2 separate regions of the Homo sapiens genome follow, and region 2 is linked to region 1. The links are chromatin contacts, found by Hi-C in ENCODE. All regions are on one chromosome and are shown on one strand. The core of a region is the stretch at or near the end of the contact, and the rest is flanking DNA. Distances in the headings are between cores, read along the strand shown.

Region 1 (3,168 bases), core at 669-3,168:
TCTGCACCAAGATGCCCCAGGATCATCTGTGCCTTGGCCATGCCCGCTCCAACCCCCCCTCCCCGCTCCTGGCCCGGGGGATCCAGGGCATTTGAGACAGCTGGGAGGGGGTGGCCAAGGATGAGGCCAAGGAGGAAGGCGGGGGTGCCCCAGCCCAGAGGCTCATGTCCTGCCCTTCTATGGGCATGAGGTGACCAGGAGCAGCACCTAGTCCAGGGCTGGGGGTGGTGCTGACAGGAGGGCCCGTTTTGCAGCTGGGACACAGCTGTTGTGCACCCAGAAGCCTGTCTCCCTGCACACGGCCTGGGCAGGGCATCCTCCCACCTCTCCCTGGGGACAGGCACGGACGTCCCGACCCAGCCCTCAGCCAGCCCCGGCCTCTGCTTAGCCTCCACTCCACTCACGGCACTCGGGGTCCCTTCAGTGGCCCCCCGCACCTGTACCCAAGTGGGATTTGGCAGCAAGAAGTCAGAGATGCAGACCCCTCACACATACCAGACCCACAGCAATGTGACGGCCACCAAGGACACAGACACAGGACAGTGACTGCAGCCACCAACAGCACAGGAGCTTTGTGTGAAGGCCGGGAGGTGGTCCCTGCACCGCCCCGGGTCGGGTAGACCGGGACCCTCTGCTGTCAGCACCAAGGCAGAGACTGGTAGCAGCCCTGGCTGCAGTTTTGGGGTATGTGAGCGTCACCCTGGGCCTCCTCTCAGGTCCGTCCTGTGTGGCTGCGGGCATCACACTCTTTCTGCAACCTGGGCCCCAGCGCCTTCCCTTCCGCACACCAGGCCACAGCCCCCGCTGACCTGCTCCTAGGCCGGCCTCTATCCCCAGCACCGGATCCCCATCCCCTGACCATTAGCACGTCGCCCCTCTGCCCCTCAAAGCCCTACCTGTCCCTGCACCGCACGCCCTGAGCCCTCCCATCTCTTCTGGGACCTGCACCGGGGGCAACTCGGGTTCCCCTGGCGAGGCTCAGCTGTGATGCCTGGATGCCTGCTGGCCGGCAGCTCCCCTCTGCCAGGGAGCCCAGTTACTAAGCCGCTAGCCCTCTCCACCCACCCCAGCACAGGGCTGGATGCCCATTGGTACCACAGAGTACAGCTGCCCGCTAGGAGGCCTTTGGCAGCGGGGTTTTTCTGCCCAGCTCTGGCAGTCCTACACACAACCTCTGCCATGCCCCCTCATGTCCCCACTCCAACCAACACACGGTGCCTGGCACCCAGCACAGGCACCTGCCAGAATCCTTGGCCTTGTCCTTTACCGCAGGTCAAGGGCAGCTTTGGGTGCCCTGCCCTGAGGCCTGCTGGGCCCCAAGCCTGGCGGCCTCCAGACCCTCAAGGCAGGATAGCCCCTCTCAGATAGTCCTGTGGGCAGGTGGCCAGGCCCGGGCCAGTTCCACCCATCCCAGAACAGCTGCTCCCCAGCCCCCACCTTGCCTCTTCCCAAGCTAACAGGGCCCACAGTCCCCAGCTCCTCCCTGGCAGTCCAGGACACGTCTTGGGGTCTCCTCGCTTCAGGCATCCACCATGGGCTTAGGATCCCACGCGCCTCCCCCAGTGAGTCCAGGGCACAGAGGCAGGCGGAAGAGACCTCCACCCTTGTTGTGAGAGGGGGGTCCCAGCAAGACTTCCTGCCACCTGTCTGTGGGTCCCCAGTTTCCCCATCGGACATCCAAGTTCTCCCATTGGGGGCCCCAGATTCCCCATCAGGCACCTCAGTTCTCCACCCTCCATGCAGCTCAAGGACTATGCACCCGTGGACACGGCACAGGGCGCCGGGCGTCGCCGCAGACCCTTACCCCAGCAACTCTTCCCGCTCCTCGGCACCCGGGTCACTCGAAGCCTCCGCCATCAGCCTGTAGTCTGGGCCCCACAGGGTGCTGGCAGATCCCTGGAGTGGGTGTACGTGCTGTGGCTTTCAGTGCTTTCTGGGGCGGCTTCTGAGCCCCCACCCCCAGCCGAGTTTCACTTCCCCCTTCCGGCTGCAGGTTGAGGTTTGGAACCTGTCTCGGCTTGGGTCAGGGTGTTGTTTTTTAATCTGTTGCTACAAGAGGAGAGGAAGAAAAAAAAAAAAACCCAAACCACCCCTCAGGAAGCGTTAAGCAAGTTACAGGGGCCTGGGGTGACAGAGACGGGGTGCGAGGGCCAAGATGGCCGCAGGCAGCTCTTCATGGCTCGGGGAGGGGGACCCATGTTACCCCTGGTCCCCGCTAGTAGCTCTGGCCATCAGGTCCACCTGTGAGTGGCCAGTTCTCCTGCAGCATCAGGGACAAACACGTCTGTGATCCCATAAGCACCACGTGAGCGTTTTAGCTTCTTTGGGTGAAATCTACCCAGAGGCCGGCTCTCCTACAGGTGCTCATGGAACTTGGTGGAGTCTTTTCTCGAAGCCTGGGGTCATAGCCTTGAGCACATCAAACAGCTGTGGGTCCCAGGTGGCTTTGGGGGCTGTGCCCGGGATGCCCCTGCGTTCTACCCGTCGGGTGCCTTGTTCTGTCTTGGACTGCCTTGCTGATGCCGAGCTGTCGGGCATCCGCCTCGTCCCCCCGCTGCCCCTTGCTCTCCGTGCTCTGGTCGCTGGAGTTGACCACCGAGTGGTTCGTGTCCCCAGGCTCTAAAGGCAGTGCCTCAGGGACCCTCCCAAGAGGCATAGGCCAGCCCGAGGGGAGGGATGGAGGCTGTTTCCAGCCCTCACTGTCCCCAGCTTCTGGGAGTGACCACGCAGTGGCTCCAGGGTCAGGAGGAGGGATGCATGACTGCAGGAGCCAGACCCCAAAAGCTGAGGCAGGGGAGGACTTAAGCTGGGCCAGAGTAGGGCAGCCACAGAGGTGGCGAAGGCTTCCCTGCTGGAAACCTCAGCGCAGGAGAATGGGAGAAGGGAGCCCTGGCCAGCGGCTGGGCCTGAGAAATCCAACCAGCAAGGACTTACAGGGGGTCCCAAGGCAAAGAGGGGCTGGAGAGAGGCCAGGGGTTGGGAGGGCCCTGGGCCCAGAGTGTTGACCCATCAGGGTGGGGCCGAACCGGAGGCCGCCTCCTTGGGACTCAGCGAGCCCCCCACCCACCAAACACACCACAAAGACCAGCAGAGGCTTTCAGAGCCCCACGAGTGGAGGCACCAGAGGGATCCGTGGCCCAGACGATGGGCAGGGCTAAAACCAGATCA
Region 2 (3,200 bases), core at 52-2,551, 1.0 Mb after region 1:
GGATTCTCACGGTCCCGCCCACGAGTTACTTTTTCTGTCCAATTAAGCAGCTTTTGCTGCACCTGCCCGCCCCCAAACCTTTGCGCCAGACAGGCGGGCCCCGGGCACCCTCGGAGCAAAACAAACCAGGCCCCGCCCCCAGGCCAGCGACCCGGATTGGATCCTCGCCGGGTTCCCCAGGCGCGGACCGGAACCCTCCCCACGGTACCCACCGACTCGCCGCGGGGCCCCTCCGCTCACGGAGACCATCCCCCGGCCCCGCACGGCCTTCCCGCCAGCCCCCCGCCTGCCGCCCCCGGCCCCGCTCACCCAGGCAGACCCCGGTGACCAGCGCCGTGGCCGTGAGCGCCCCGGCCGAGGCGCCGTAGATGTGCGTGGCGTTGGCCACCAGGAAGGGCGCGTGCTCGCGGAGGCAGGAGGCCACGCCGACGTAGTAGACGCCGAGGAAGCCGCAGCCCGCGAACGAGATGTTCCACGTCTTCTCGCGGGGAAACATCGCGGCGGCGGCCGCCGGGCCCCGGGTTCCGTGGGCGGCCAGGCCTCTGTGAGCCGCCTGCTCGCCGCTCGCTCGCTGGAGCCGGGGGCCGGGCAGGTCCCGCTGCGGCTCTAGCTCGGGGTCCCCGCTGGCGGAGGCGAAGAAGCTACGCGGGCGGCGCGGAGGCGGCGCTTTTAAGTGTGGGACTCACGGCGGGGGCGGGGCCGGCACACGAAGACCAATCGGGGCGCGCAGGGAACGGCCGTGCCCTCGGGACCCGCCCCCGTCCTTGACCCGGCCCCCCGCGCTGGAGCCCCGCCCTCCGCTGCCGCCCGGAGAAAGCTTCTGCCCTCCCTCCGCCCCTGCTGGGCACGGCTGGGGGCACACGCCTAGGGGTGTAGGGTGGGCTGGGCGCAGGCCCGAGCCTGGGGGCCGGAAGCCTCACACAGACCTGGGTACCGGCGAGAGGGAGCTCTGGTTTCAGGGCAGCCACCGCCCCTCCCCACCGGGTCCGCCTCCCACACCCACCCGGGACAGAGGAGCTGGTCCCTGGACAGAGGCGCACCGGCAGCACCCCCAGACCTGAAAGCCGCACAGGCCTCGGGAGCCCCGGGACCCACAGGCTCACCCACAGACAGACCCATAAACATCCAAGGCCAAGGCCGGATGCGAGTCCCGCAAACCCTTCGTGGGGGACCCCAGCTCCGCAGACCCACGCGACCTGACGTGGGGCCTCAGCCCTGCCCCGCGCCCGCGACCCTTCCGGACCTTGGCTTCTTACCTGGGTCTGGCCCTGCCTGTTCAGGCTTTGGGGCTGCCTGCGTCTGACTGGGGCCGCCCTGCTCCCGATAATTGCCCCAGAGGTGGAGCAATCCTGGGTGATGTCACCCTTTCACCCCTTTTCCGCATTTTTCTCCTGGTCAGTGGAGCAAACAGGGCTTGGAGTAGATCCAGGATCCCTCCCTGAACCTCACCCCACCCCCAAACGAGAGGCTTTCTCAGGTTGGGGTGGGAGGCAATGAGATTCTGTCTCCCCAGGAACACTGGCTCCCCAGGCTGAGGTCATCTCTGGACCTAGCTGTTGCCAGAGCTGCAGAGGGTCTGGGATGGGGCTTGGGGCTGCCCCCAACCCAAGCTGAGTTAGGGAAGCCAGAACAGGGCCAGAACAGGATGGGGCCATCTAGGGGGATGCTGCCCAGTCCTCAGCCTCTTTGCTCCCAGCCATCCCAGACAGCACTGGAAAGTCAACCCTGCCCCAGCCCTACTGGGGGCCGGTAGGCATTTACATAAGCTCAAAATGAGAGGAGGCCGGGTGTGGAAGCTCACACCTGTAATCCCAGCACTTGGGGAGGCCAAGACGGGCGGATCACAGAAAGTCGGGAGTTTGAGACCGCCTGGCTGGTGAAACGCTGTCTCTACCAAAAATACAAAAATTAGCCGGTCAGGGTGGCACACGCCTGTAATCCCAGCTACTCGGGAGGCTGAGGCAGGAGAATCACTTGAACCTGGGAGGCGGAGGTTGCAGTGAGCTGAGATCGCACCACTGCACTCCAGCCTGGGGGGCAGAGCGAGGCTCCGTCCTAAAAAGAGGCCGGGCACAGTGGCCCATGCCTGTAATCCCAGCACTTTGGGAGGCCGAGGAGGGCAGATCACCTGAGGTCAGGAGTTTGAGACCAGCCAGGCCAACATGGCAAAACCCTGTCTCTACTGAAAATACAAAAATTTGCCAGGTGTGGTAGTGCACGCATGTAGTCCTAGCTACTCGGGAGGCTGAGGCAAGAGAGTCACTTGAACCCGGGAGGCAGAGGTTGCAGTGAACTGAGATTGTGCCACTGCACTCCAGCCTGGCCAGGTGACAGAGCATGACTTCTTCTCAAAAAAAAAAAAAAAAAGAAAAAAGAAAAATGAGTGAGAGGAGGTAGGTAACCACGTGTGGGGCACCTAAGGGGTTCTGGAGGGCTTCCCTGTGGGAAGTGATGCTGAGTTGAATTTTGAAGGGTAAATGAGCAGACCCAGGCAGCCGACCAGGACAGGCGAAGATTGTCGGGGAGTGAGGGGAGAGAGTAGCTGAAGCCCAGCCATGGGAGAGGGTCAAGCAGGGAGGACGTGACCATACCTGACTTAAAGCGACTCCTTCTAGGCTGGGCACAGTGGTTCACACCTATAATCCCAGCACTCTGGGAGGCCAAGGTGGGGGGATTGCTTGAGTCCAGAAGTTTGAGACCAGCCTAGGCAACATAGCTTGATTCCATCCCTACAAAAAATTTAAAAATAGGCCAGGCACAGTGGCTCACACCTGTAATCCCAGCACTTTGGGAGGTTGAGGTGAGTGGATCACGAGGTCAGGAGATCGAGACCATCCTGGCTACCATGGTGAAACCCTGTCTCTACTAAAAATACAAAAAAAAAAAATAGCCAGGTGTGGTGGTGGGCGCCTGTAATCCCAGCTACTCCGGAGGCTGAGACAGGAGAATGGTGTGAACTCGGGAGGCGGAGCTTGCAGTGAGCCCAGATCGCCGCACTGCACTCCAGCCTGGGCGACAGAGTGAAACTCTGTCTCAAAAATAATAATAAATAAATAATAAAAATGCCGGGTACAGTGGCTCACTCCTGTAATCCCAGCACTTTGGGAGGCCAAGGCGGGCAGATCACAAGATCAGGAGATTGAGACCATCCTGGCTAATACGGTGAAACCCCATCTCTACTAAAAATACAAAAAAATTAG

The links. A loop is a pair of places that touch in the nucleus more often than their neighbours do. Pooled maps may share reads with other maps.
Region 2: a map with no recorded cell type shows a loop between it and region 1 (6-fold over the local background). The contact joins the promoter of PNPLA2 here to the promoter of LSP1 in region 1. A Hi-C loop is called at or near these places in 13 of 37 single-sample maps with no recorded cell type and 6 of 50 pooled maps.

Annotation. Positions count from the first base shown.
Region 1 is chr11:1,851,834-1,855,001 of GRCh38, reverse strand. LSP1 (lymphocyte specific protein 1) reads right to left here and starts at 1,918. Exons shown (of 11, transcript NM_002339.3): 1 at 1,805-1,918. The coding sequence starts at 1,857. RefSeq lists enhancers at 1,827-2,146, 3,138-3,168.
Region 2 is chr11:817,015-820,214 of GRCh38, reverse strand. PNPLA2 (patatin like domain 2, triacylglycerol lipase) reads right to left here and starts at 1,301. Exons shown (of 10, transcript NM_020376.4): 1 at 1,257-1,301; 2 at 310-641. The coding sequence starts at 496. RefSeq lists a silencer at 167-1,056 and an enhancer at 1,252-1,546.